Linked DNA regions of Mus musculus: region 2 is linked to region 1. Evidence: chromatin loops called from intact Hi-C (ENCODE). Cell type or tissue: left cerebral cortex. All regions are shown on one strand. Links, peaks and the distances in the headings refer to the core of each region. The heading gives the core; the rest is flanking DNA.

Region 1 (14,797 bases), core at 5,677-10,676:
GAGCTTGCTGGCTCGCACGTAGCTTCTATTTAACTAGCTTTCTTAAATAGCAGAAGAGGACCTGCCCAGGGAAAGGGACCACCTACAGCAGACGGGGGCCTCTACATCAATTAGCACTCAAGCCAATTCCACACAGCTATGCCCACGGGTCATCTCATCTGGGCAAGCCTCATTTAAGAGTCCCTTCTCCAATGACTCTGTTTAACCGTCAACACAAATTAACAGTCAAAGGTAACTAGGGCAGACAGAAACGAGGAATGACAATGGAAATAGAATAAAGGCCATCCTTTGTGAGATCTCAAAATGTGGAACTATATTAGAAATCAGAGTAAAAGGTCATGCTTGTGAGATCTCAGGCAAAAATGAGGAACTATATTTGAAATAAGAGCAAAGGTTACCCTTGTTTATAGTGTTCTAAAGACTTTAGCTTAATTGTGTCCATGCTCTGAGCACTACAACAAGCAGAATGCAAGGCTGTCAACAGTTGAGGAGGCTAGACGTCATGAGGCAGAGCCACCACACAAATACCACTAAGGCAATGCTTACTAAAGCTACAAGGGTGGGGACACCTGCAAGATCCCAGAACTGTAGAGCTACCAGTGAGACTCCAACTGTGGGAGAACTGAGACAAAAGACTCCAACTCACGACCGCTGGTAAGCCCAGTGAAGCTACGGGAAGCAGGCACGCTGGAGACATAAAAATTCAAGCACACATGAACACATTGTTACTGTCCTACAGTGCCCAGGATGTGGGTGGGATACAGTATTAAAGAACACCATTCTTTACCTTTTAGATAAATGTTATTTTCTCCGATGAGCTTTGGACTTAGTAGGGCCCAGCTACTTCTTTCTTCTTGCCTACCTCACCCTTTGCAACGCCTGCCCCACCATTTTATTTTAAACGTTAAGGCTCACAGCAGGCCTCAGGATGAACTGTGCTTTCAATGTCACTAATATCTGATTCAGATAAGACTCTGAACTTAGGACATTTGAGTTGATGCTATAATGTGACTTCTTTCAGATCTGTGAGACTATTATAATGAAATGCTATAGTTTGAATTCTTCCAAAATATACAATGACAAAAAAAAATGGTTTGGCCAAAACCACACATGATCCTTCTTTTTTTTCCTTAGTATCCCCAGAAGTATACACCACCATACCCAGCACATGTTGAAACTTACTGATGAATGGGATTGTACTGAGAGGGTGAAATGGTTAATGGGTTGATAAGACTGAATTAGGGCTTGCTACACAGTCAAATATTCTCCTGTACTTGCTCCGTCTTCTCTAGACTACTCTTTCTCCATGTGATAACTTCTACCGTGCTAAGCTGTAGCACCAAGGCCCTCCTCAAATGCAGCCCTTTGATACTGGGCTTACAGCACTCCAGAACTGCAAATAAAAAAAACTAGCCAGGCAGTGGTGGCACACACCTTTGATCCCAGCGCACAGGAGGCATAGGCAGGCAGATCTCTGTGAGTTCGAGGCTAGCCTGGTATACAGAGCAAGTTCTAGGATAGTCAGGGCTACACAGAGAAATCCTGTCTCAAAAAAAAAAAAAAAAACCCACAAAAAAACAAAACCTCACTTCTCCAGTCTGTGGAACTGTTACAGCAGCAGCATGTCAACTAAGAGAGTTCCCTTCTCAGCACACAGTAGTTGGCTCTATTCTTCCAGTTACTCAGAAAAGACTCTCCCCCCACCCCATACTCTTCCATTCAAGCAATCAGAAAATCCTGATAATGCCTTCTTGAATTCCACATTTTTCTTTCCATCTCCAACTCAAGTTTGACAATGTCTTTCTTGCCTGATGACAAGATCTCTCTCTCTCTCTCTCTCTCTCTCTCTCTCGTTTCTCTGTGTAGCCCTAGATGTTCTGCTGGTCACTATGTAGATCAGGTTAGCCTCAAACTCATGGAGATCTGCCTGCCTCTGCCTCTGCCTCCCAAGAGCAGGGTTTAAAGGTGTTTGTTACCACCACCCAGCCAAAACTGGTCTCTTACTGGCTCTATGGCTCTCCTGAGTAAGCAGAGCACCCAACATTATTTCTCTCCCTTTGTCTCGTGTCTCTCCATAGGAAGGTACAGTTCGTGCAGGTAAACTGCAGCCTTAAAGTGTTATCACACCTAACAGCTATTCAAACTGTTAAAAGAATGGCTCAGGCCTGTTAGGATGGCTCACAGGGTAAGGGCACTGCCCAAGCTTTGCAACCTGAGCTCAATCCCATATGGTAGGAGAAAGCTGACACCTAAAAAACTGCCCTCTGACCTTATGTGTATCACACACACACACACACACACACACACACACACACAGAGAGAGAGAGAGAGAGAGAGAGAGAGAGAGCGAGAGAGCACGCTGCGGGAAAGGAGCAAGGTAAAAATGGCTTAGAAAAGTGTTGGATGACCCACCAGTATAGTTAGAAATGCTCGAATGTCAACATATACAGGGCTGACCAGATGGCTCACAGGTAAAGATGCTGGCAAAGCTTGAGGACCCGAGTTTGACCTCTGGGACCCATATAGTGAAAGAAGAGAACTGATTCTGACAAGCTATTTTTTGACGTCCACATCATATGTGAGTGCTGCTCCCACCACCCAAAATAAAAACCACAAATAAATATATGTAATAAAAAAAAATATACGCTCACCAAGCAGGATATACTAGAAGCACAAGTATGAAGTGCTGCATTGTAATCTGGGGGCAGCAGTGGGAGGAGTAATATATTCATGACACAAGCTAACAGCTTTCTCAGTTCCTTTAGCTTATGACATTAGTAATAACAACAGGGATGGTTGTACCAGAAGATGCTCACCAAGTGCCAGGAATTTTCCACACACCTGGGCCTCACGACAATCCAACTGGGAGGCATTCTTATCCGCACATTACAGATGAAAAGCAGACTCAGAGGTTAAGCAGTTCATGCCAAGCCACAGATTCTGAAAAGGCTCACTAGAGACTCAGATCACTACGCAGCATCCCATAAAATATGGAATTTAGTACAAGGGAAACTAGACCCAAAGGGCAGGTCATCTAGATAAAGGCCATTTTAGTCTAGCACTCTGGCTATTATCTTCCCTATGTTGGCTGGTCCCTCTGTCCACAAGATAGAACAGGACAAGTGATTTGCTGTGCTGACAGATCCCCTGGCAAAGCACAAAGCCACTGAACCCTTAAGTTTCATGGTACCAACTGTGGACAAACAGCACCGACCTGAAGCTTGTCATAGTTGTGTCATTAAACAGTCTTCCTGCATCTTTTATTTGAAATACAAGTATTCTCTTGAGAGCAGGAATCTCGAACAGGATTCCACCTTTATTAGCACAGACCTGATAAACTAACTATCTTCCATGACTTTTTTTAATATTAAAAATATTACTTTGTTTGCGTGTGCTTTGTAGCTTTCTCACCTTCTGCCTATATATGGGTTTCAGGAATCAAACTCAGGTCGCCAGACTTGTGCAACAAGCATCTTTCCCCATTGACCCACTTGCTGCTATCCTACCCCGTTGTAGCCACAGCTTTTCCATCCAACCTCTTTGTTCCCATAAATAACAACTCTGAGACTTAATTATGAATAAATCCTTAGGCCATAAGCTTTGAATCACTCCCTGACTAGGCCATACTTTATATAACCTGTTTATTCTATTCTCTGTGTGCTACATGACTGGTTACCTCTCCTTATGACAGTTTCATGCATCTGTCTCCTCAGAGTTTGGGGCAAATCTCCCTGCTCTTGACCCTTTCCAGAATCCTAGCTCGCTCTCTCTCTCTCTCTCTCTCTCTCTTTCTCTCTCTCTCTGCCAGACGTCCCACCTACTGTTTACTGTATCAGCTAATAGGTCATCAGCTTTTTATTGACAGGTGACGCTTCCACACAGTACACAAGAGATTCTGTCTATATCCAGGCATTTTAAAGTATTGAAAAGTCCATGATTCTTTCTTTAAGGCGGCCTTCCTGAACAGGTCAAGAAGTCTGTCTCAGTCCCCCAAGGCGCCTCCCACAGTGTAGACCTGTCTGCCCGAGTCACCACAGAAAGCGTCTCCCACAGTGTAGACCTGTCTGCCAGAGTCACCACAGAAAGCGTCTCCCACAGTGTAGACCTGTCTGCCCGAGTCACCACAGAAAGCGTCTCCCACAGTGTAGACCTGTCTGCCAGAGTCACCACAGAAAGCGTCTCCCACAGTGTAGACCTGTCTGCCCGAGTCACCACAGAAAGCGTCTCCCACAGTGTAGACCTGTCTGCCAGAGTCACCACAGAAAGCGTCTCCCACAGTGTAGACCTGTCTGCCAGAGTCACCACAGAAAGCGTCTCCCACAGTGTAGACCTGTCTGCCAGAGTCACCACAGAAAGCGTCTCCCACAGTGTAGACCTGTCTGCCAGAGTCACCACAGAAAGCGTCTCCCACAGTGTAGACCTGTCTGCCAGAGTCACCACAGAAAGCTGACTTGGGAAGGAATAGTGATTGTGGGCTAAAAGGAACTTTGTCAACAGAAATATAGAAAATACAGCCCTAATAAAATCTGGAGTCAGGCTATAGAGCAACATGACAAGGTAAGGAACAATGGGAAAAGGCTGACCCAGCGGGAGCCCAGATGAAGTACAACAGCCAACCTGCTGCAATGTAATCGCTGGCTCCAAGTCTGTTATTTCAGGTGTGGTAGTAAAAAGGAGATAAAGAGAGGCCAGCTGTGAACTTCCTCTCATTTTAATCTGTAGGTTAAGGATGATGATGAGACACACACGCAGGGATGCATGGCATGTAAGCTGCAGGCGATACCTTGGAAAGGCTAAAGTCGAAGGGCATGGACCCTGACCTCAGCCTCCTGTCTTTCTGATAAAGTCAGCAGCATCTTGGATGGTTGCCCTTCTCTGGATCAAGGAAAAATGGGAGGTGCTGACTGTGTTCCTTGGTATTTACATGAAGAGTCATAAGACTACGAAACCTCCCATGCAGCTCATTGTATCTGTCCATCCCTAGATTTGGTCGAAAGTCTGGGAGAAGAAAGGCCATCCCTGTAGGTTGAATACGTGTCTTCTCAGGGTCCAAGTTAGAACATGTGTACCTTCTATGCACTGTCAAGAATTCCAAGGTTACAAGAAGAAAAAGAAACTCCTACAAAATCCTTCATCTGCCCATCTCTGCTCATCAGACAAAGCAAATTATTATCATTCCTCTTCCCAGGGCATAGGGTTCCTATATTAATTATATCAAATATTTACCTTCAAAAAAAAATCACCCTTTGGCCCACCCAGAACTTAAAACAAACAAAATGGGGGCTTTTGGTCTCAAATTTTTTTCCATCTGAATTAGCTACAGTGGGATTTTTTGGTTTTGTTTTTAAGTTGATTAGACCATATTTAAAAAAAACAAAACAAAACAAAAAAAAAACCACCCCACACAAATGGCACTTAAAAATCCAGCTACCATTAAAAAAAAAAAACAAAACAACAAAAAAAAAAAAAACACCAGCAACAAACTCCTTAGCAAAAGAACTAGCATTACATTTAATGGCAAAAACCAAAAACAAACAAACAAACAAACCATCAAAAACACTATCAGTAAAAGCATGAAAGTGCCCAGTATCAGACATAGCACTTAACTGTAATAAAGTCATGAACTAGTCAAGGTACCCGGTATCACCCACAGTTCTTGGCTGTCAGTAAAGTCATGGACTAGTCAAAGATGTCCAGAATCATGGATAGTACTTGGCTTTCTGTCAGGATATACCATGCATCAGGAAAGAGACGGAAACAAGTGACATAAAAATTTGAAGACAAGGGACAAAATTCTTATTACTTACAGTTGTCATCACAGAAGACTTAGAAGACCAAAGAGAATGGACTGTAAAAACCATGAGAAATAATGTTACTAGTTATGAGCTAAAACAATAAGAATACATGCTATGATAAAGAATCCTATTTTCAACAACAACAACAAAAGAAATAATTAGGATAAAAATGCATAGGAGAGAGGCCAGCAAGATGACTTATCCAGTAAAGGGGTGTTGGAGAACTGAGTTCAACAGCAGAACCTACATAAAAGTAGAAGGGAAAACAAATTTCCTGAAATTGTCCTCTGACCTTTACATTACACAAGTAATTCCACACACAAATCATACATACACAAAATCATAAATAAATAAAAAGAGTGTATAGAATTTTTCTAAAGGAAGTACATAGGGAACAAAGAAAAAGAAAAACAGAATTTTAAGATAAAGTAATCAGTAAGGCATTTCTGAGATTTTAGGAAATGGCTGTGCAGACTGGATGTTATACATAGCTGATATATGATACCCCACTATTACATTGTTTCAAATCACTTCTTTTCATTCAAGTAATTCTAAAGTACTTATAAATAAAATCTGCTCAAAAATAGTCTAGTTCCCACCCTGAGGGGAAAAAATGGCGAGAAGAGGAATGATTCTAGATGCTAAACAGTGACAGCTTAAAAGTGTGTGACAGATAGAGGGCCATCAGAAGATTTTATCCACTTGCATGTCGCTACAAGTATCCAAAAAGAAGAGTTAAAAGAAATAAGCAAGGTCCAAATGTCTTAGGAGCAGGCAACCTACACTGACAGAGGTCACGATCAGTACTAATTCTTCAGTGCGGACTTTGGCTTTACCTGCTAGTTATCAACACACCCTCCGGCCAGCAACTCCACTTCTAGGAATTTATTCCGTAGATACTCACTTACTCAACGGGCTTTTTAAATTTTATTTGTTTGCTTGTTTGTTTGTTTGCTATCTCTTGGCATGCCCTGGGAATGCAGAGGTGGAGAGAGCAACCTACTCTCATTGCATTTCCATTCTTGTTGGGGAGGAGACAGGTAAAACAACTCAACAAGTATTCATGCGTTACAAAGTCAGGTAAGTAAGACGGTAAACAGGGCTGCGCTGGGCTGGCCTGAGTGAAGCGCCAGAAAGCCTGGCCAAGGCAACAGGGGAAAACAACTATGGAGTAATGGTCCGGTCCGATCTGGCCTTCCTTCATTATGCTTTATTCCCCCAAAGCCTCTGTTCATTCAGAGGATGTGGGCACCATCTGAATGATTCTCTTTGTACTACAATATCAATCAGGTCCTTTTAATGCAAGGAAGGTGTCAGAGCAGTATTCCTGCTGGCCTCCCAAACATGGCTGTACATAGCAATTTGATTTTTTTTCAACGAAAGAATTTCTAAGTTATCTAAGCTATATGCAAAGCATATGAATAAAAGTGCAATCGAATTATCAAGGGATTTTAAAGAAGGTAAACTTTTCTTAAGACAAAGTAAAGAGTACATAAGTCTTTCAAAAGATTGATCACCTGCTAGTTCATTTTTAATTACATGCTATCCATTTATTTTGTGTGCATGTATGTGAGGTGGTCTGCATGGAGGTCAAAAGCCAACTTATGGGAGACAGTTCTCTCCTTTCACCATTAAGTCACAAGAAGGATAGATCTCAGGTCATTAGGCCTGATGGCAGGAGCCTTCCCCAGATCAGCAATCTCACCCACGCTCTGGTAGTAAATTTTACCTACAAACAGCCAGTTCTGGTCTTTCTGCAAGATGGAGAATCACTGACTTAAAGATCTCGGTAGTTGAAGTTCATGATCTTTTAAGCACAGAGCTTCAAGCTCTGATTTTCTTTCTTGGGTAAATGTTTAACATATACAACAAACGATCAATTGATGCAAAAAGAAATGACTGCTACAACTCCTGACTTAGGAACATTGCAAACTAATATTTCTGGTCATACACTATCAAGGCTTCAAAACTGCCAACAGAGATAATAGTCTACAAACTATCAAATTAAGAAACCAGATAGAGGGAAAGAAACCTATTCCTATATAAAACAGGCTACTCAATTTTGAGATCAGCTTTACATAACTGCCTCTTCTCCATCCTAAAAGAAGGATGCAAGTCTAACTCACCGACCAATCCCAGAAGATTCCAGGACCTTACAGAGTAATTTTCAATGACCAATTCCTGTGCAGATTTCAAGTGCTTTGTAACTAACTACCTGCATAGACAACCACCAGTTCTCTCCAACAGCTGAGAATGGATGCATCCATCCATCCTTTCCTTTGGATTCTGAAAACGGCTTAACCCTTGAAAGGGGGTCGGTGAATGCAGCTCTGACCTGCGATTAGCTAGCGAAGGGAAGGACCAGACAGGAGAGTTGCTACTGAGCTCCATATACGGTCAAGGCAAAGCAGGTGAACTGGCTAAGAGCACTTGCAGGGTCTTTGGTCTTGCCGTTCACCCTGCGTGGTCCTCTTCTTAAGGGCAGCCTTTCAAACTCCTCGGGAGACTCTTTCCAGAGCCAGTCAGGAATACTGGGCCCCTGATTACTATGGACTCAACCACTAAGTATCTCTGCAGGCTAACCTGATAAGGATGCCAGCCAGGGTGCTGGGTGGGTTAGTGAGCAGCTCGTGGAGGGGGTGGGAGGGTGAGATGGGGGTTGAAGGAGAGCTCCAGAGGCAGATGTTTGGAGGAAAGAATGGGGTTGGACGGTCCCTGCGGGCCAGACGAGGGGAGGTAGTCTTTAGAAGGGTCGAAGAGGACGCCGGGAGGATGGAACCGTGTGATGCTCCCGCAGCAGATCTCTGAAGGTGGGAGCCTGGGACTACCTGCCCTCCAGGTGAGGGGCCCGCGCGTGTCTGCACCGCATCTCACCTGCCCAGCGCCCGCTTCATGCCCGCGTCGGATGCGCTGTGCGGCTCTGCCGTCCCCTTGCCCGCCAGACGCAGGTTCTGCTTCAAGCTGCAGTCGGCGTCCAGCGCCGCGGCGGCCGAGCCGGAGGAGGACGAGCCTGAGGCGGCGCAGCGCTCATGCTCCAAGGTGACGGGCTCGGTCCGCTTCCTCATCCCGCGGCCCTGTCGGCAGCAGCTCTCGGCGCCCTGGTTTCGCCCGCCCGCCTGCGCCGACCTCGCTGCAGTCGCCGCCGCTCACAGCCGTCACCACCCGGAGCCGGGAGCCCACTGCGGGTCACATCCCAGCCCCAGGCCGCGGCGCCCGCTATGGACCAGCGCCGGAGGCCGGTCGGCCACCGCGGCCAATCAGCGCACGAGTCCAGGAAGCCCCGCCCCAGACACGCCCCCGGCAGCTCCGCTTCACAAGCAGCGCGCCCAGCATCCCCAGCGCCAGCCACAGCCATCTTGGAGAAGGGCGGAATAAGCTGAAACTGCGGGTCATTTTCAGGGCAGGGCTAGTCTGAAGGGTCTTAGTGCGTTTACGAAACGGATTAGGGCCAGTTTGGATTCTCCTGCTGGGTTGCTTTAGGTGCAACTCAGGTGCCCTCTGCCTACGAACTGAGGCAGGCCCTATCTAAGATCTAAGTGGTCCGAATGGGGAGGGTGCTAGGGAGTCCTTGAGGGCACTAGCTCCGTTTGCTGGGCAAAATAGGCTCTCTCTACTCCCTCTTTAGGGCATTTGGCGCCCCTAAAAAGCTAGAGCCCCAGATGTTCTCTAGATTTGATATACTCAACAAAAAAGCTTTACAGAGAGAGAGAGACTCCAGTAGCTAATGTATTGTTTAAACAAGTTTATATTTACTTTTTTTTTTTTTTTTTTGTCTTTTCGAGTCAGGGTTTCTCTGTGTAGCCCTGGCTGTCCTGGAACTTACTTTGTAGACCAGGCTGGCCTCGAACTGAGAAATCCGCCTGCCTCTGCCTCCCATATATTCACTTTTTCTTTCGCTGAATGTAAGAAAATGAACTGCCTGCGTATGCTTTGAAGTCTTCTATTAAAGTTTGGATCTTCATAAGAACGATTAGGACTGGTAAGAAGGCAAGGAAATCCGTTTCAAAGAGGAATTTGCACTCTGACATCCAAATTTAATAATTCAATCCACCTGAAAAAAAATGAAAGGACACGTTGTAGCTTTTAATAGTTTTTGTTTTGTTTGATATAGCATGCATTTTACTAATGAGTTACTTTTGTAATTTCAACATGCATGTAATCAGTTTGAAAAATATTGGCAACTGATAAAGATTTAATAGGAACTTAGAAATGTAATGGATTATGTTGTTGCCTTTGTAATGATAGTTACAACTTGCAATTCAAGAATTTCTTTACCATTTTTGCTATATTATAACCTATGTTCATACTGTATGAATATCTACAGTCTTTAAAACATCAACAAAATAGTACTATAGATTTGAATATTCAAAAAGGAAATTAAATGCTTAAAGATAGTTTTGACCTATCAGTCATAAAATCTTTATAGAAAAACAAAAGAACAAATAGCCCTGGTAGGACATGCCTGAAGTTATTACAGAAGCTGACATCAGGAGGGTTGCAGATTGGAGGCCAACCCAGGCAATTTAGCGGCTTCTGTCTCAAAATAACACAAATAAAAAGAGCTGAATATAGCTCAGTGATAGCATTTCCTCAGTATACCTGAGGATTGGGGTTCCATTATACAGAGGAGGGGGGGGGGAGGAGGAAGAAGAGGAGGAGGGGAAGAACTGGAGGGAGGAGACAGAGAGGGTGTAGAGCTAGATTTTGTCAATATGATCCTTATCTCTTGGTCTCCTAATGTTTAAATATGCTTCCACACTGGGTACGCTCCCATTGTATCTCTGGGTCATACCCTTTCTAGATCTAAGGCTCTTTATCAAATGTTCTACTTCTTGTTGACGTCTAATAGGCACTCAACCCTCCTAGCTCATCCCCTTTCCCTCCCAAGAAATGAATGGGAACTCCATCCTTGGCTTTCTTGGAGTCAAGACTCTGGTTTCATCCTTGATTTTTCCTTTTTTTTTTCTTTTTTTATGACACCACACCCGTCATCAAGTTTTACATCAGCCCTGTATCAAAAATCCAGCCTCTAACCAGTTCCTATCTCCTCCACCAATCCCCACCTTGGACCAAACAAACAGCCATCATTCCTCACTTGGATTTCCTTAAAGGTCTAAGAGGCCTCTTGCCTTCACTTTTGTTTTGCTTCCTTCTGTCTAACATCTGCCACAGAACTGAATCTGTCACTAAAAACCCTTTGGTTGGTTCCCACCTCTCTCAAAACTGGAAGCTTGTATCCAAAAGGCTCTACAATAGCCTACCTGACAGAGCTCCAGCCCCACTTCTCAGGATCAAACTTCTCCCAGGATCACTGCCTCTCTCATGGTCCTTCACAAAGCTACACAGCCCCTCCCCAAGACCTTTACACTTTGATTCTTGTTGAAAAACCCTGCCTTCCTAAAGCCTACTATCTACAGAGTTACACCCCTGCCCTATGAGAGTTATGTTTGCCGAACACTTACTCAGAACTCTCAGACCTTCTCATTTTTGCTGCGTTCACCTTTCTGGGTTTATCCTGGCTAGTGCGTAGCACCAAAATACTTGACATTGATACATCTTTATCTGTATTGATGTTTTCCACACTGCAAGATAGACTCCAAGAAAGGACCTTGTTTACTGCATTATCTTCAGTATCCGGACCAATGCTTGGCTCATAGTACACACTTCATAAATATTTGCTGAAGGAAAGATAGAATCATCAAGGCTGCGCATGGGTATTCTACTGTTCCCATTTTAAAAGTAAAGAAGTCTAAAGGTCAATAAAAGACTCACCTCCTAGCTGAAATTGAAACTAGACATGGATGAAACTACTGGTTTGTGAATCATAATCCTATAGCAGTATTTTGAGAGTTTAATAGACACTATAGTACCTAAGTATCCCTAATTGACATAAAAAGAAAATCCCTATTTATTTAGCTATCTACCTACTTACCTATCTGTTGCTTTCTGAGACAGGGTCTCATACTCTAGCCCAGGTTGGCCTGGAACTCTCTGGAATACTCTTGCTTCAGCACCTGGAGTGATAGCATTACAGACATGAGGCACAACAAACACCTCAACAAGTGGTTTCTTTTTAAAGTGGGGGCATTGTCCTGTTTGCAGCCTTAACAGATCACGCCACACTCCAAGCAGCCTCCCTTCCTCCAGGAACAGCTACAGGAATATGACAGACCAGTGCTTTGACTCTGAAGTCACAAAATCTTGCCTTCCCCAGCTGACCCAGAAATAGAGGCAAACTGACTTTAAGCAGCTAGCATGTAGCATGAGGTACTTTCCATGCCTACTACCTTGTGGCTTTGGACCACCTCCTCCCTCTGCAACTTTTTTTCTAGGATCTCTGCTTAGTTTGGTGGAACCGAAGTACCCCTCTTCAGAGCCCTACCATACTGTATGTGAATTGATAAGTAGCAAAGCTCTCACTTGAAGAACAGTTTGTCTCAGGACCTCTCTCTGAAACACCTCTCTCAACATTGTCCAGTTACTCTAACAGTCTTGTTAGCTACATTTGCAAAAGAACAAGACAAAAATCTATTATTGTTTTATAGACGTTAACACTTTTTTCAAAAATCAGCTAAATAGTAAGGCAATGTGGCACACACCTTTCATTCCAGCACCCAGGAGACAGAGGCAGGTGGATTTCTATGACTCTGAGGTCAGCCTGGTCAACACAGTAAGACCCAATTTCAAAGGGGGTGGGTGTGGGTGTGAATGAAACAAGTAGGTTTTATGGTATGGTTTTATCTTGGGTTGTGAAGGTTAGAGAATTTTTGTCTACTTGACACAAACGTAATTATATCTGGGAAGAGGGAATCTTGAGGAACTGCCTTCATCAGAATCGCTTGGCCACTCTGTAGGAGTATTCTTAATTAATAATTGACTTGGGACAGCCCAGACCACTAAGGGGAGTGTCACCCCAAGGCCTGGGAAGCCATGGGAAGCCAGTAAGCAGCCTTCTTCCAGGATCTCTGAGTTCCTGCCCTGAATACCCTTTATGGCATGGAACTACAACTGCAAGCTGAAATTAGCCCTTTCCTTTTTAGTTTATCTTTGGTCATGGTGTCTTATCACAGAAACAGAAGGCAAATCAAGAGTATTTTTACTGTTTTTTGTTTGTTTGTTTTTAAGATGGGCTCCTTTAGAACTCCTGAACTGAATTGAAGTAATCTTTCTCTGTCACAAAAGTTCTGGGATTGCAGGCATTCCACCATCAGTTCAGAACCAATTTTAAAACTGCTGTTATCTGCGACATTTTCCAGTTTGTGAATATTTTTAACTGTTTTAAAATCAAAAAGTGCCAGAGCAGAAAGTGCGAAGCATAGAGATCCCATTCTAGTCAGTTTATGAGCCATGTGACCTGCAGAGAGTTAACTGTTTTCGTTTACCAGTTCTGCATACTAGTAATCTCTTAAGGAAAGTTGTGAGAATTAACTGAAATATATGTCATAGTTCCTACCATACTAAAAGTACCCAATAAAAGACGGTTTCTCAGGCTGGGGAGATGGCTCAGCCGGTAAGAGCACTGACTGCTCTTTCAAAGGTCCTGAGTTCAAATCCCAGCAACCACATGGTGGCTCACAACCATCTGTAATGAGATCGGACGCCCTCTTCTGGTGTGTCTGAAGTCAGCTACAGTATACTTACATATAATAATAAATAAATTACAAAAAAAAGACACCCCTCCAATCCCCAAGTCCCTGTTTAAAAAAAAAAAAAAAGGTTTCTCTTTAATGTTAAACAACCGGCACTGCAAAACTCAAACACTGCATCATAACCAGTACTTTCTCGACTTTTCTTCAACCTAAAGGTGCCTCTTGCAATCTAAAGATAATAAATTCAAATGGAAAAAATAAAAAGGAGGAGAAGAATGTGCACTTTACTTTGCTGGACAATCGAAAACAGCCCTTTGTTTCAGCCCACAATCTTAGACGCAATTTACTTTCTGGCTTTGCCAGGGAGGAAACCATTCTCTTTAACCCCAATTTTCCTGAAGCTCAGTGAGGTTGCTCAATAAAATTAAATGTCCCTTCTCGGCCACCGTAGCTCAGTTCTCTCCCACCCACCATCCCCACCCCGCACCAGTGCACTTCTATTGGTTGAGCCTATTTGGCGCCAAAGCGAGGAGCTGGTTGCTGGTGTTGTGCGACTCTGAACAATAGAAGTGCCGCGGCCTGGGAACTAGCGACCGTTTGGGGTGACTTGGCAGTTGACGGGACCACGGGACCCGGGCGCGTCCGTCATGTTCTGCGAAAAAGCTATGGAGCTTGTCCGCGAGTTACACCGCGCGCCGGAAGGGCAGCTGCCGGCCTTTAATGTGAGGAGCGGCGGCCGGGAAGGGGCGTGTCGAGGGCCAGGCCTGGGGGCCTAGGGCGGGGCCTCATGCCTTGGGGCGGAGCCTATGCCTGCTGTTGCTTGCTGGAGGTTTTTTTTTTTTTGTTGGTTGCTGGGCTAACTTTATCTCTTTGCTAGATTCCGAGATCGGAAACAAGTTTGAAACGGGGCCAAATCGTAGGAAGAAAAAGACTCATACTTAGGTTACCTGTTGATTTGGTGACTTGCCCCATCTGAGCGTTTCTTGTTTTCGTTTTTTGAGATAAGTCCTCATGTAGTCCAAGCTGGCCTGGAACTCTATTTAAAAAACAAAACAAAACAAAAGAAATTATGAGTATGTGTCTCACTTGCATGAAGGTGCTTCATGGAAGCCAGAAGAGGGTGTGGGTTATAGGTGGGTTGTGGGTGCCAGAGCCATCCCTCCAGATCCACATGCATTTTTATAGCCAGCTTCTTGATGAGCCAGTAGCATCTTAATATAACCCCAGTAGTTCTGGGGATTGCTATGAAGCTGTGTCCCAGCTTCAGCCTTTGTAAACCATAGATTTGCTTTTCTTGTTTGTAGATTTTGCCTCTCCCCCCCATCGCCCCCCCCCCCCCCCCCCCCGCGCCCCATGTATCTGGGTTCATTCGGCTGGCTAGGAGCTGACACGTCATGGAACAGGGCCATGTGG
Region 2 (14,797 bases), core at 3,162-8,161, 73 kb before region 1:
CTTAGTTTTTCTTAAACCTGTGAGTTTTCCTTATGTCTTCTTTAATTTTCAGTATATTTGTTAAAGAAGTTGGCTTTTTCTTGAGGCTAGCCTTTTCTGAACATACCTGTCTTAGGGTTTTACTGCTGTGAACAGACACCATGACCTAGCCAACTCTTATAACAAACAACATTTAATTGGGGCTGGCTCACAGGTTCGGAGGGTCAGTCCGTTATCATCCAGGTGAGGGGAGCATGGCAGTGTCCAGGTAGGCATAGTGCAGGCAAGGCTGAGAGTTTTCCATCTTCATCCAAAGGAAACCAAGGAACAGCCTCTGGCAGCTAGGAGGAGGTTCTTAAAGCCCACATCCACAGTGACACACTTCCTCAAACAAGGCTACCACACCTGATAGCGCCACTCCCCGGGCCAAGCATGTTCAAACCACTACAGTATCCCTCCGGTACATTTTAGTATATCTCTTCATTTTCTGTAGTTTCTGTAAGTTAGTAGTTCCAGAAGTCTTCATTTCTTTTATCTTGTAGTTTCTTTTTTTCTTTTCTTTTGTTTTTGTTTTTGTTTTTTTAAGACACGGTCTCACTATGTAACCCTTGCTGTCCTGGATGGAACTCACTATGTAAACCAAGCTGGCTTCAAACTCACAGAGACCTACCTGCCTTTGCCTTCTGAGTGCTGAGGTTAAAGGTGCGCACCACTACATCTTGTAGTTTCTAAAACACTGACTAGAATAAAAAAAAAAAATCAAATTCAAGGCTAGTAAGTCGCACAAGTGAGGTGACATTTGGAGTCAGTAGAAGTTAAGACAGACAAAGCTAGGTCCTTCTATTTCCCCAACACTAACAGGGACACTGCCGGTGTGACCTCCATGGTCTGCAGTCTACTGGCCAGCCTGGCACACGTCTCCATGGCTCACAGGTCCCTGTCTCACATGCCTAGGAGGCAGAAGTGTCACTGAGTGCTCCCTGGACCCTTTTTGGAACCTGAACTTGGTGTTGATGTTAAGTTCCCCTAACTCTCACTTTCCTCTTTCTAGGCAGCTCCTGGTTACCACATGGCTAAGATGATCATCAAGCTGGTCACATCCATTGGAGATGTTGTCAATCATGATCCAGTTGTGGGCGACAGGCTCAGAGTGATCTTCCTGGAGAACTACCGTGTGTCTTTAGCTGAGAAAGGTAACCCTAGACTCCCTGACTGGGTTCTGCTTGGGGCTGGGAACAGACAGGGTTGGCAGTGCTGATCAGGCCTGCCTGTTCTCCACTTAAGTCACCAGCCAGGGGAACACTGTGTGTCATGAGTATGTCCAAGAGCCTTTGCACATGATAGGCAGAGCCAGCGTCATTCTTGGCATCTGGACCTCCTTGTGCCTGCCTGGATTTCACTGTCGCTCCTCCTACCCTCAGCTCTGCCTGCTGCCCTTGGGGCTCTCACTACAGCATAGTGTGACTCCCCTGATGTCCCTGAACCTTCCTTGAACCTTGTCCTCACCCTGTCTCTCTTCCCTCCCTCCTGCCCCCTCTCTCCCTCTTCCTTCGAGGTGTGCTGCTTGTGCCAGCACTGCTGTCATCCTTTTCTGGGGACCTCAAAGCCTTAGCTAAGCTGGTCCAGAGGAGTCTTGAAAATTCAGGTGGCTCCTTTGTGGTCAGTCTCCTTGCTTATTTGGCAGTGAGCTCACTGGCTTCCTATCCTAAGATCATCCTCCTTGGAGACAGGCTATCTCAAGGGGGAAAGGGAATGTGGAATGGGTGGGTGAAGCAGGCCTTAGGCTGAGCTGCCATCCTGTGTTTCTCTGTCCCTACCTCCCGGCAGTGATCCCAGCGGCTGACCTGTCCCAGCAGATCTCCACTGCGGGCACTGAAGCCTCGGGCACAGGCAACATGAAGTTCATGCTCAATGGAGCGCTCACCATCGGCACCATGGATGGTGCCAACGTGGAGATGGCCGAGGAGGCCGGGGAGGAGAACCTCTTCATCTTTGGTATGCGGGTGGAAGATGTCGAGGCCCTGGACCAGAAAGGGTATGTGTTGGATATGTGACAGCTTTGGGGAGGGGGCTGTAAAAGGTGACATGGGTCAGGGACTCAGTACTCATTGAGTCCATTCATAAGTACAAAACATGAGGTTCCCAAGGAGTCTGGCTGCTCCTGCATGTCCCCGACCGAGACAAGCACTCCTCCCGTCAACTGAGGCCCTGGTTACCAGCCTCTTCCTACAGGGACTTTACCGTAACTCAGGGCCAGACAAGACACAGTCCATAGACCTCGCCATTTTGAAATAGAATGCAGAAAATCTCAAACAGTACAGAGAGCTTCTGTCTCCCACTCGTCCAGCTTCCCACTGTTTACATCTTACTGCGGGTATACAGTCTCCCAGTGACACACTGTTGTTAAAGTCCATGCTGTATTGCCCTTTCCTGCCTTTGGTGGCCGAGGTCGTTGTGCATCCCCATTTCTGATCTGAAAGCAGCTGCTTTTCCTGACCCTGACACTGATGAGGGAACCTAGCCTGTGAATTTAAAGACAGTGCAATTTTAATTGCTTTCCAGAACTCCTGGAGGTGTGAATGTGTTTGTTCAGTGAGACCTTAGGTAGCAGTGAGATCAAACTGTCCTTGTCACCCCAAGAGCTCATGTATTTGTGTAGGGTGTCTCAGTTTCTCTCTCAGCTTTGTGTCCTGGGGCCTGAATGTCCCTCATTCCTCTCAGATTTCTTGGTAAGTCACAGCTAGCTTTATGCCAACCTGTCTGGCTTTAGTCCTTCATTCTAGGGTCCCACTAGGACCCTCTCAGGCATCATGTCTCTCAGAGTGTACTCCTTTGGTTTTTTTGTTTTTCAGAGCTCTGGCCAGGATTTTATGGTGGTGGACTTTGAATTCTCTAGCAGAAAGATGAAGGGAGCCTTTTGTGTAATACAGATACGGTGATAACCTTTCTCTGAATAGTAAAGGAAGCAGGGATTGACTTTTATCTAAGCAGCTACATCTCAAGGGCCTAGAAGCCACATGGATCAGTAGCTGATACCCTTGGCCACCAGGAGGAGTTGCCACAGAATAGAGGCATAACCTCTATTCAAGCATAACCTGTTCCCACAGCCTGTCTTTGAGGCTGCTTGTCTGGGGTTTCCTGTGCTAAGTGACCTCATCTCTCCTAGGTACAATGCCAGAGAATTCTATGAGCGCCTGCCTGAGCTGAGGCAGGCTGTGGATCAGATCAGCAGTGGCTTCTTTTCTCCCAAAGATCCAGACTGCTTCAAGGACGTGGTTAACATGCTGATGTACCACGACAGGTAGGAGACAACCTCTATTACTTTGGCTTTCCAAGTTGGCCACTAGTCCCCACTACTGAGACAGCTGAACTCTCCTGGTGGGCTGAAAACTCCATGTTATGAGGGTCAGATCTGGTTTTATAATCTTCTCTCCGCCTCAGTCCAGGAGACCTTACCACAGCCAGACTCACAGCCACATCTGCAGTGGCTTCTAGTGATACCTCGGGGACCTTGGACCACCCAGCCCCCAGTCCTCATAGGTGTGAACAAGGCGGAGCTCTGTCCCCTGGGCTGTTGCAGACCAGCAGAGGGTGCTCAGGAGTGCACCCTCTATGTGATGGCAGGGAGGTTATCTATGATAAGTGTTAGTCTCAGGGACATTCCCTGGTAAAAATGGAGTCAGTTTGTCTCATTGCAAACTTACAATGTAGTCAGTGTTTGAGGTATATCGTTAAACATGGCATGGTTATACCCAACCTAGTTAGATGGCAGGTCTACAAAGACACTGGTGCCTCGGGGTAGTGTTTACCCTGCTGGTAAAAGTTGAATCTGGTGTTAACCTCTCCACTTTGGATTGCTCTGGTGAACCTGTCTTTAAGGTTCTTTAAAGCCAGTGCTGCCCACTGGCTTCAGACTAGATGCACAGCACAGAGTGGGACCCTGTTGGAGGCTACGATGAGGGACTTTTAAATAGTGAGTCATGCCTCTGCCTAGATAATAAAATAAAATGCACCGTGGGCTTGCCGTTTGGGTTGTGCACTTCTAACACCTATTTTGGAAATGACAATTTCCTTAAAAGAAATTGGTGAAACCAGACTTTCTAAAAAGCACCTCCAGAACCTAAGGACTCTCAGAGAAGCCTGTGGACTTAGTACAGCCTGGTACCCACAGGCAGAATAGTCTCCACTTTGGCCCCCAACAGAGCTGGGAGGATATGAACGGCATTAGTTTGGGCCAATCAACTGGCTGGGAAATTGTCCTCTGGGAAATACCAGAGGACAGGCATTCTAGGCTGGGCTCCTTACCCACTGCACATCCTGCCCTGACCCAGCCTCCTACTCCTGTTTCAGATTCAAGGTATTTGCAGACTATGAAGCCTACATCCAATGCCAGGCCCAGGTGGACCGTCTATACCGGGTAAGGCTTGTGGGCCTAGATGTGTTTGGCTAGGTCTGTGTGGATCTGTTTGGGGGTTAGACCACTTCTCAACCCATGGTTGAGACCAGAGGGGTGGGCTGCTCTGATATCAGTCTGTCCAGCCTGTTTCTAGGTCAGCTCTCCGGGCATTAGGTGTCATGAGGAAAACCTTTTCTGATAGTCAAAACTAGAATAAGGAACCTGAAAATATCACCCACGGGTCTGGCCCACGAGAATCAAGATCTTCCTAGAAGGCTCCTTCCATTGACGTCTGGAGCCTCCAGTCCGGGGACAGTTTTGAAGTTCTAGAGCAAGCTGTAATGAAGCTGAAGTCTTACAAGGGAGTGCTTAGTCATTTTTGGACACTGGGTCTGCCTGTGGCAGTTGCTCACCAGTTTGTGCTCTTGGCTTAATGTTGCGAGCCATGCCTTAGGAGCCTCTAGAAGACAAAACAGTAATCCTGTCTTAAGCAACCGGTCCCTTAATCCAGTGTGTCTCTTCTGGCCAAGTGAGGGCTTTTCTGTGAGCACATGGCTGCAGTCTCTTCTACCACAGGCTGCCCCAAGGCTCAGAGTTTATCTGTTAATGTCATCATGCTCTGAAGGCTTGGGCTCCTAGGATCCCTTAGCTCTGCCAAATGCTAATCAGTCTGTTTTTCCCTTCACAGAATTCCAAGGAGTGGACTAAAAAGGTGATCAGGAATATAGCCTGCTCTGGCAAGTTCTCCAGTGACCGGACCATCACTGAATACGCCCGGGAGATCTGGGGTGTGGAGCCCTCTGACCTGCAGATCCCACCCCCCAACCTCCCCAAGGACTAATTAATTATCCCACACAGTGAGAGCAGTGGCTTGCTTAGCTGACTGTGCCCACGCCAGTCTTCAGGCACTGCAAGCAGCCGCTGGTCCCTGCTATCCGAAGTGCCATGCTTCCAGGAAGGACCATGGGAATGGTTTTGAGGACCTGGATGAGGAAGAAGGCGTGGCATCCTCCTGGCTTCTTACAGAAGAACTGTTGCAGAGTTCACAGCACAGATGGGCAGAGATGGTCCCCACAGCTTCAGCCCATCATCATCCCCAGAGGCCGAGCAGGGAGGGAGTGGAGCTGAGCCCCTGAAATCCTGCACGTAGCTGAGTGAGCTTAAGCCTTTAGTTTGGGGTGTGAATAGGGATCTGTGGTAGCCAGTGTTCCTATGTTCTGCTAGTACCTGGGTCACCAGCCATAGGGTACAGCCAGCCCCAGTGTGTGGTCTTGTTGGCCTGCTGGGTAGAACCTTTGCTTCAGGCTTCATGCTCACAGCTTCCTGTCCTTTGCCCTTGACTGTACTGAGTATGTGGGTGGTTGACCCATATAGGCCATGCCTCTAGCCATCTGTGGAACCCTGTGGGTGTCAAGTAGAACCCAGAACCCCTGGAGAGGAGCACTGAAGAGAGAGAGACCTTTATCCCGTAACTGAGACCTTGGTTGAGGACTGGCAATTTTATAGAGGGTTGGTTTAGTTCTTTGCTTTTTCAACAGGAAATAACACTTCAGGAGGAACTGAAACTAGCTAAGCCTTCCTTTTTAGCAAGTAAACCTTGAACTTGGTCAGTGTGGATATTTCTGCTAGGCTGACGACTAAGCTGCTGGCCCTGCAGAGGGTCCAGTGTACACTCCACTCTGCTACAGCAGCATGGTGAGGACCCACCACAGGAGCTGTGCTCCTCAGAGGGCAGAATCTACATTAAGTGCCGCCCAAAGGAGAGTGCGTTGTCATAGAAACCACATAAAACTATCCTTCCAGAGGCTTCACCACCTTGCACTGCTCTATCTGGTTGGGGGTGGGCAGGAGAACCCCTCGCTTTCCCCACCATGGGAGCATTTGCTGGGAAGTGTCTTTTCAGGACTTAAATCACCGGAGCCACTGTGGTAGCTTGTGGGGGTGGGTGGGCAGGTTCTAGGGCTGGTCATCTGCTGCCCTGTGCATGAGGTCCCCTGAAGCCGCAATACATGACCACCCTTCTACTACTTGCTATTACCTCCTTGTATGAGAAATGGATTAAACTTCTATGCCTATGGTTGGTCACTGTGGTATCTGCATTTCCACCATGACATACAGTTTCAGGTAACTCCCTCGAGAGGCTAGAGGATATAAGCCTGGATAGTCACCCTGTGGAATAGGCTGCAGTTGTCCCTTTGTAGCCAGGCGCAAGTTGCTGGCACAGACCAGTTTATACAAGGACCCTGATGGTGGGTACCACGGGCTGGGTTCAGTAAAGCTAAATCCCTGGCCTAGAGTGAGGCAGGGAAGGCCTGTTTCCCGTGTCGTGAGGATCACTTAGGGAGCCGGCGCTATGATACTTTGCTGTGGGTGAGCATGAGTTCCAGACATGGGTCCTTTAACTAGCCCACGGCTGCTCCTCATGTCAGGTCTTGCTACGCCTTGTGCTCTAACTTCTCAGCCCTGCTTAGTCTGCAGGTGGACAGCTTTAGGTCAGGCTGCTTTGACAAAAGGCCAAACACACTTGGACCAAGACACTGGTGAAATGAGTCTGGCCGGTTCCCAGGTCCTGGTTATACGGCTCATATCCTCTGGAAGATCAGTGCTTCTGTGTTGGCCATGCCAATGTTCCTGCGTAGCGTGGTCATGTGGGCTCTTTGTCTAGGCCTGCCTTTTAGGAGTAGGTGCCTCCGTTCAGAGCAGAACCCAGTGCCTGAAGAGTTGGGGGCAGATCTTTGACTTCTGTGGGGATTGTGTCTGGGGCAGGGGTCAGGAACAGAGCTGTGAGGGGTAGCAAAGGAAGAAACTCTGATTCCTGCTTTGTAGAGAAAACAATAAATAGACCACCACCGAGATTTTATTCTTAAATAAATGCTCAGTCTACGGCCAGGTTAGGTGACAGACAGGTGGGCAGAATGGAAGAAGTGCAGATCCAGGTGCCCCTTACTGTGGGTAATCAGATGCCAGGAGAGGCAGGGACAGCTGAGGAAGGCAAGCAGGTAAATGAGCTGTAGGAGACAAACTGAACCACTTGGAGTCTGTTCTGTAAACGCTAGGAAGGGCAGAAAGAACCATTTTCCTGAATCTTAAGCAATGGTGCCAGAGAGCCTGGAGTGGTCCTGAGCTCCTGAGCCCTTCCCAGGCTCCCTATGCCCAGCATATGGGGTCCACCTGCTGTCTATAAGCCTTCCCAAAAAGAGCTCAGATACAGTGGTCACCAGAGGGCTGGGGGGGCCACCTGCCTGCCACCGGGCTTTCCTCACAGGTCCATCAGGAGCCTCTGCCCGCTGTGTCTGAGTCCTCTTTCTAGGTGTGCACTGGGCTCCTGAGCACCACAGGTGGTGGCACTCTGGGCTTCGGGGTGCCAGGCTGCTGTCCAGGGGAGAAGGAAGGAAGGTGGGTCTTCATGCTCCTTCATGGGCCAGTCTCAGTGCTGGCGTTCCGGTTCCGACTTCCCTAGGAATTCCCTAGACCAGAGAAGGGTAAGCCTAAGTGAAACTGTGTTTGGACCTAAGAGCACACTCCCACAGTCCTCAAGTGGCTGCCTTAGGTGGTAGAGGCAGCAAAGAATCTAGGGCTCCGGGCCACCTGACAAGAAGGCCCTCGGAGTGAGGCAGGAAGAACACTGCAGCTCCCAGGTCAAATCCCAGGCAAGGCTGGGAATGGGGAGGGGAAAGATGTCAATTCTAAACAGAACTTATTCAGCTCCCTGCCCCAAATAGCAGCCTTTACTGTAATGTAGCTTTGCTTCTGGAATTTCTAAGGATCTAGGGTCTGGACTACACAGGATATTGCTCTTTGGGAGATAATTTAAGCAACCAGTTTTAGTCACAGGTTGGGAATAACTGGCCCTTAGCCCACTTCTCAAGCCTACCAGCATGAACAGCGGACTCCTTTCAGCAGCAACAGTGCTCAACAAGTAGCCCAGTGCTCTGGGTTCATGTGCTGCACAGCAGCCCCAGTATGGTGGGCAGGGAGGGTTGGACTGCTGAGTGGTGGCGAGTGGAGCCTGGGTCATCTGACAAGGAGCTAGGTGATGCTATGGGGAAATCTATGTAGGAGCATGGAGGATGGCCACATGGGAGGCCAGTCAGAAACTGATCCTTGCTACTCCACACTCATACTTTGGTTCTGGGCTGCAGCCTACATCTTGTCCAAGAGTGACTAGTGTGTAGTAGCCAGAAACAGGGCCTCCCTTTAGGAAGCTGTATCCTGTACTCCTGTACATATGAAGCCTTCCATGTACTGGGAGTGGTGCATGTGCACTCAAAGGCCCCCAGGATGCTTGCACACTCTGCACACACATGGCAGCCTGAGTAAGGATGGTACATGTGCACACTGTTAGGTACTCCCCTATTCGTGTGCTCATGTGCGTTTGTGCGATGTGTACCGGAAGACCATATGCCCCATCTGATCATATTATCCAGAAGAAAGGAGAACAAACGTTGTAACGTCTACATGGTGTTGGTGGAAGGCCCTTGAATCACTGACCCTGCAGCACACTTCTGAGCGGCTCAAATGGCTTCAGTGACTGTCACTTGCTGCACAGCTAGGTGTGAGGCTAGCTGTCCAGAGAGGCTCAAGGGTTAGAAGAGAATGTCTCACCTCAGTATCCTTGGAAGCTCTGGGCTCTTGTAGATGTATTTATGTCTGTAGCCAAGGTCTGAGTGAAAGGGGATAAACTGGACTTTGAAGTCTCGGAAACTCCGAGATGGTGCAGCAATGTTGTATAGCTGGTGAGAGGGAGAGAGGAATCAGCCTAGAGCCCAACGGAGAACCGCCTATGACCTCTCCCCTTCAATAAAGACTGGTGCTTCCTCCAGAGAACAGCCCAAGTGCCCATAGACACTGCTTCTGTCATTACAGCCTACACAGCCAGGTCCAAGAAGCCAGAGTCTGGGAATGCTAGGCATTGCCACGTCCATAAAGTCCACCATTTATGACCCCTTTTCTGCTCTTCTACTTCCACAGTGCCCTTCCTCTGAAAACAGCTAAGGGGTAGCTCAGTTCCATGCACCAGGGGTGCGCTGCTGGGCAGTTCACACTCTCTTGGATGGCTTCATCTTTGTGTAACGTATAAAGCCTGCCCAAAGCGAGTCGTGTGCCAAGTCTGTTGATGAGGCATGCCAAGCACTTCTCTAGGCACTCCTGTGCCCAGTATGGTATTCTTTACACGCCACGCCCCCTCACCCCCCATCTAAGCCAGCTTTCCAGCAGCAAAGTCAATGCAGATTTAGTAGCAGCAAGTGCTAGGTCCCTCCCTGCAGTTTATCCACGAAGGCAAGAATATAGCCTAGATGTCTTTACATGAGTTCTGCCAACTGAGCCACAAGTGGTCCCCTCAATCCTCCCATGTCAGCCTGGGTTCTAATGCTTGTTTGTCATAGTTTCTGGTGGATAGAACAGCAGTCTGCTCTTGACCCTGACAGTAGACCTCATAGGTCGTCAAGCACCTGGAAAAGATGCAGACTATTGTGATGGGAGCCCACTTCACAACACAGCGGGCAGAGCCTGCTTCCCTACCTTGCGTGCCCAACCTGATCTACACTGAGGGCGAATGGCAACTACTGTACCAGGGGCAGCATCACACAACACCCACCTTTCTACCGAGATGAAAGGGCACAACTGGATCATCCTCGGCATGCAAGATGAGCAGAGGACAGGAGATGTGCTTCATACTGCAGGAGAAAGGGGCTGTTAGGTGGAGACCAAAGAGGGGTTGCCTGTACCCATCACCCTGGGCAGAGATTTGGGTTTATGGTGTGTTCTTCCTTGGTGCTTAATAGCCTGAATGTAGCTACGTTTCTTTTTACTATAGAACTAAGAAATAACTTCTTAGGTTTTGTTCTGTTTTGTTTGAAATAATTATGTATTTCAGCTAAGTGTTAAGATGTCAATCTAGAGGTCATTTCACTCCCCAACATCTGATCCCTGCGTATTTTATGAAAATGGAAAACCATTAACTTTGCCAGTAGCTACATTAATAGTAACAACAACAACAACACACAATCTTTACAAATAAGGGTATTTAAATGCTCTAAGAATCTTACTGCAAATGGGTATTACTAAGAACCTGTTGGTTAAAAGAATCCGTGCTCCACTTAATCTTGTGTAATTGTCATTTAAGTCATTCTAGCTTTGAGTCCTTAATGGCAAATGTCACAATAGGTCCAACAGAGCCAGAGTTCTTCAGCAAGCCACAGCGTCCTGTAGAGCAGCTACCAGGACTGGACAGGGCGACTGGGGTAGCCACTTGAGCTGTTTCAATCTTGACCTCTAATAGAGCTGTGCACTTCCCTGAAGTTAGCACAGTGCCATCCCGACAGAGAGAGCGTGCGACCCCAAACATAATGTCCTACTAGCTGGCACCCAGCACACATAGGACTCATGTTGGTGCATTTCTTGTGTATATACCCACACACATGTACATGTAGGTAAAGGCCAGAGGATGATCTCAGACATTATCTCCAGGTGCCTGCCTACCTTTTGTTTTGAAACTGGATCTCTTACTGACCTCAGGCAATCAGAAACCTGTTTCTGCCTTCTTAGCACTTGAATTACAAGCATTATCTTCATGCCTGGCTTTTTCTTTACATGAGTTCTGGAGCTAAAACTCAGGTCTTCATGCTCACAAGAAAAGCACCCAGTGGTGAGGCATCTGATAAGCTGTTTCCTTTAACCTAAGCCTCTTGGAGAAAGCGGCAAATCCTTGGTACAGAAACTGTCCACGTGAGCGCAGGAGGGTCCCATTTACCCACGAAGCTGTTATGCAGGCTCAAGCAGGTTCCACTGGTGCTCGGTCCGCAGCTACTCATATCCACCTATCTCTGTGGGAGAGCTGGAGCCAAAGGCTTCCTGGGGCCAATACTCACTTTTTTTAAAAGCAAATTTGCTTTACTCAGATAACTGTCTTGTAAGATCTACAATGGTAATACTTAAGCAAGGGGTTTTGTTTGTAATGGTTACTTAAATTTTAATATGGTACATTTTTATTTTTAGAAGCAAAAATACATACCTGAAGGAAAACTGCTTATGTTTTCACATCTATTTCAATGTGGTCACTATTAAATTTAAATACTGCTTTAATGTCTATTTAGAAGCCCTGGGTTCTAGACTGGAAAAATATATGGACGAAAATATGTTATTAATTTTTTACAATTCTTTACTTCTATACCAAAAGAAAAGTGTTCCCTTTTAATGACTGTTTTCATTATCTACTTGTTCAGTAGATACAGCGCTCGCTGCACAATCCTGACAATATAATGTGACTTCTGGAGCCTATGTAGCAGGCATCTGTAATCCCAGCACCCCTGCGGTTAAGACAGGAAACAGAGGCAGGAGGATGGCCCAGAAGCTGTGGGTCAGCATGCCTAGAATAAATATGCAGCACGGCAGAAACAGCGAGAGAGAGCGCGAGAGCCTGCCTGACGAGGTGGGAGGAGAAACCCGGGATGCTGGGATGCTGACTCCCGGGTTGCACACAGTGGCAGAGACAGACCTGCCCTGCCATCTAAATGCTCTTTCTTTTTTCTAATACTAAGCTCAACTTGACTTTCCCTTTCAAAAGACACGGGGGACCAGCCGTGGGTCTTCTGAAGCCCACTCTGTCGGGCTAATACCGCGCTGAGTCATGGGGTGGGGCCCTGTGTCTTTCTATTCACTCCACCACAATACTCACTTTTCGTCATTTGCAAATTTAATTCCACTGCTTGTAATGGGGTCGAGGAAGAACCAGTCAAAGCCAGGGAAGTATCGGTATATCTGAACAAGACAGAAAGCGTTTTCAGAAGGGCTAAGATAGCTGTGCAGAAGGAAAAGGCTGAGAGTTATGGCAGTTTAGGTTCAAGGAATTAGGAGACGTGCAGTTTCCATTTCCAGCTTTGTCCTGGCTTTGCGACTGGGAAGAGAAGACTCATCCGGCCCCGTAGATCAGATGGGGCTTCCACAGCTCACGTGCAACCACAAACCAGACTCTCCACAGACAGAAAGACAGATGCCCACCAAGGAAATGGGACTCAAAGGCTGTTTCCTCACAAACTGTCGGGGAGAGGCAGCACCAGTGACATGAGAAAATAAAGGGGTGTTCTGGCATGGGGGGAGCATGAAACCTACTCCAGGTCACACACTGGTCAGGAGCTGAAGTGGGAAGTAGCAGGGCGGGGTGGGGAAAAGGATGGATTCCACCCCATGAGGGAGAGGTGGGGACGGACCGGCCCTAGAGCAAGGTTACCTGGATTTTACTCTGAGACAATCCTGGGATGTCCAGTGCACTGAGCCTGGGTTCTAATAATCCTCTAGTACCCATAGTGTAGGCTCCACCCCAAGGAGGGAGCTAGTCTGTAGCCTTCCACAGCACCAAGTGGGCAGAGATGCTGTGAGATCAGGTGTGCAGTGAAGCCAAATAGGACTGGGTATGCAATGTGGCCACAGGGGCAAAGCCTCCTACAATGCCAGTGCCCTGGGCTGAAAGCTACTTCCCCCTTCTTTGGCAGCTCTATGGGCAGGCCAGTGCCGAGAACTATGAGTCTTTAGTAAATGTTAAGTCATTCCTTTTATGATGACTAGTTTCATTATCTACTTGCTCTTATTTTCATAATTATCATTTTAATAATGAAAATACATTTTATTTTCATATACTTGCCACTGAAAATGGATGACTCTTTGCTTCTTCACGAATATTTGTGAATGGAGACTCCAATATAAGGGCATCTGGTGGCGTCTCTAGATAGACAAAGAGAATAGACAGTGGGTAAGAAGTGACAGAGCCAGTGAAGCTAGGGGCTGGGGTGTGGAGACAGGACAGAGAGACCAGGTACCCACTTTTGCAGGAGCTTCCCACCACTATCAGCCCCAGCCCCCAAGGGGCTCCAGATGACTTTAAAGGATCCTACTGGGAGGGCAGGTCGGGGCAAACTCTGAGAACACCTGGGGCCCCACCCTTGACGGTCAGCTCATGCTATCACTGTGCAGCTTGTCAGTTAGACCTTGCTTGCCAAGCAAGAATGCATAGCAGGGATCGGATCACTAACAACATGGTCCCCAGCCACACGGTGCCTGGCTCTCTCACCTCGCTCACAGAGGCGCCGTACCAGATTTGTTGCCACTCTGGAAAGAAAAAACAGTTCAGCTGAATTCTGAAGAAAATCCTTTTAAGTGAAGCTGTGCGGATCCTGGAAAATGCTCAGAGACTCTGACCCGAGAAGCTAACTGAGAGCTTCAGGGTGAGCGGGAGGAACAAGGTGAACCATAAGTTGACCTTTCTTAAAAGGTGACAGCAGCCACCCTCCTGTCCTCAGACATGTGATCTCTCCCACAGGTTGCCCTGTTCCCTCCTTTCACCTGGTACACTGGCTGGTTGGTACAGTTACTGCTGAGAGACAGGAGGACAGTAGCACTTGTCATCTACCAGGGTCAGGGACCTCCTGCTGTCTTAGAATAACACCTGGCAGATGCTGTGCAGACAACCAAAGAGAAAGCTAGCATCCTTCCACTGGGGTACCCTCCCTCCTCCCAGCAGGGCTGCAGGATGATAGCCACATGAGGAAAGGGGCTAAGTAAGGGCTGAGCCAGTATGCTCGCAGAGGAAGGTATCAGAAGACAAGGACCAAGGCTCTTTTTAGGACTTCACTCTGCAGAATCCAGGTACATCTTTTTTCTTGGTCTTCCCTGCTAAGCTGAACATGCCAAAGTGACAAAGCTGGTTCCAAACATCTCTCCCTGGTGCTCCTGGACTCAGTGGTTGGTAAACACACCTAAGTCACAGCTGACACTGTCTAGGTACTCTGTCTGCACTCTGAAAATGCTTTGAGAGCAGAGCTCCCTGGAACCCTGGCTGCCATCTCCATGCCCATATTGGTTCTAAGGCACTTCTGAACTTCAGTCTCTCCTTAGTCTCTCATGTGCTTCACTCCCTTACCCTACACAGGGGCAGGAACCAGGACTGAGGACTGGAAGATGCTACAGGCTCAGAGACACTGGGCTGCTTCAGAGGTCACACAATGAGGCCTGCCTTCACTACATTACCCTTCTGCTTTGAGAGCTCTTACCCGGTGCCCAGTGAATGGCCCCAAATATACACAGGATTATCACCACTTCTTGCTTTGATCCAGTCAAAAACATGGAGTGCGTCATACGTCATGCCTCGCTCCGATGGTGTTCCTACTGAGTCACCCCAACCTGAGAGAGAGGAATGTCAAAGGCAGCTGGTGAACTTACAGCAGCTCCAGTGAAAGCTGCCCCATGAGCAACAGCAGCCCTATCTGTGTGTCCTCAATTCCACTCCACTCTGGTGGTAGGGAGACAGGCAGGAGGACACAGAAGTGAACTTTCCTTACTTTTGCTGGCTGACAAACCAGACGGCCCTGTCATTCCACATGCATATCAGATTGGGAACTAACAACAGAGCTAATAAGGCTCACACCA

What was found. Peaks named below come from ENCODE experiments on the same cell type or tissue, not always from the same donor. Only the 100,000 strongest peaks of a DNase experiment are listed, where the experiment ranks them.
Region 2: it touches region 1 in a loop (2.7-fold over the local background); 10 of 42 quality-filtered maps call a loop at or near these places.

Annotation. Positions count from the first base shown.
Region 1 is chr2:150,895,688-150,910,484 of GRCm38, forward strand. It overlaps Abhd12 (abhydrolase domain containing 12), which reads right to left and starts at 9,044. Exons shown (of 13, transcript NM_024465.3): 1 at 8,670-9,044. The coding sequence starts at 8,860. It overlaps Gins1 (GINS complex subunit 1 (Psf1 homolog)), which reads left to right and starts at 13,907. Exons shown (of 7, transcript NM_027014.1): 1 at 13,907-14,106. The coding sequence starts at 14,032. In left cerebral cortex, for the core only: no CTCF peak of the experiment used is centred there; DNase peaks (open chromatin) are centred at 8,083 and 9,084; H3K4me3 peaks cover 3,433 bases; H3K27ac peaks cover 1,707 bases.
Region 2 is chr2:150,825,299-150,840,095 of GRCm38, forward strand. Pygb (brain glycogen phosphorylase) reads left to right here. Exons shown (of 20, transcript NM_153781.1): 16 at 1,031-1,172; 17 at 1,807-2,014; 18 at 3,146-3,280; 19 at 4,330-4,396; 20 at 5,064-6,450. The coding sequence ends at 5,216. Abhd12 (abhydrolase domain containing 12) reads right to left here. Exons shown (of 13, transcript NM_024465.3): 7 at 14,422-14,551; 8 at 13,443-13,480; 9 at 13,017-13,096; 10 at 12,054-12,136; 11 at 9,975-10,053; 12 at 8,981-9,108; 13 at 7,217-7,842. The coding sequence ends at 7,803. Among named protein-coding and RNA genes, the nearest start is that of Pygb, 46 kb to the left of the region's middle. In left cerebral cortex, for the core only: a CTCF peak has its summit at 3,573 (motif pointing right); DNase peaks (open chromatin) are centred at 5,266 and 5,905; H3K27ac peaks cover 1,518 bases.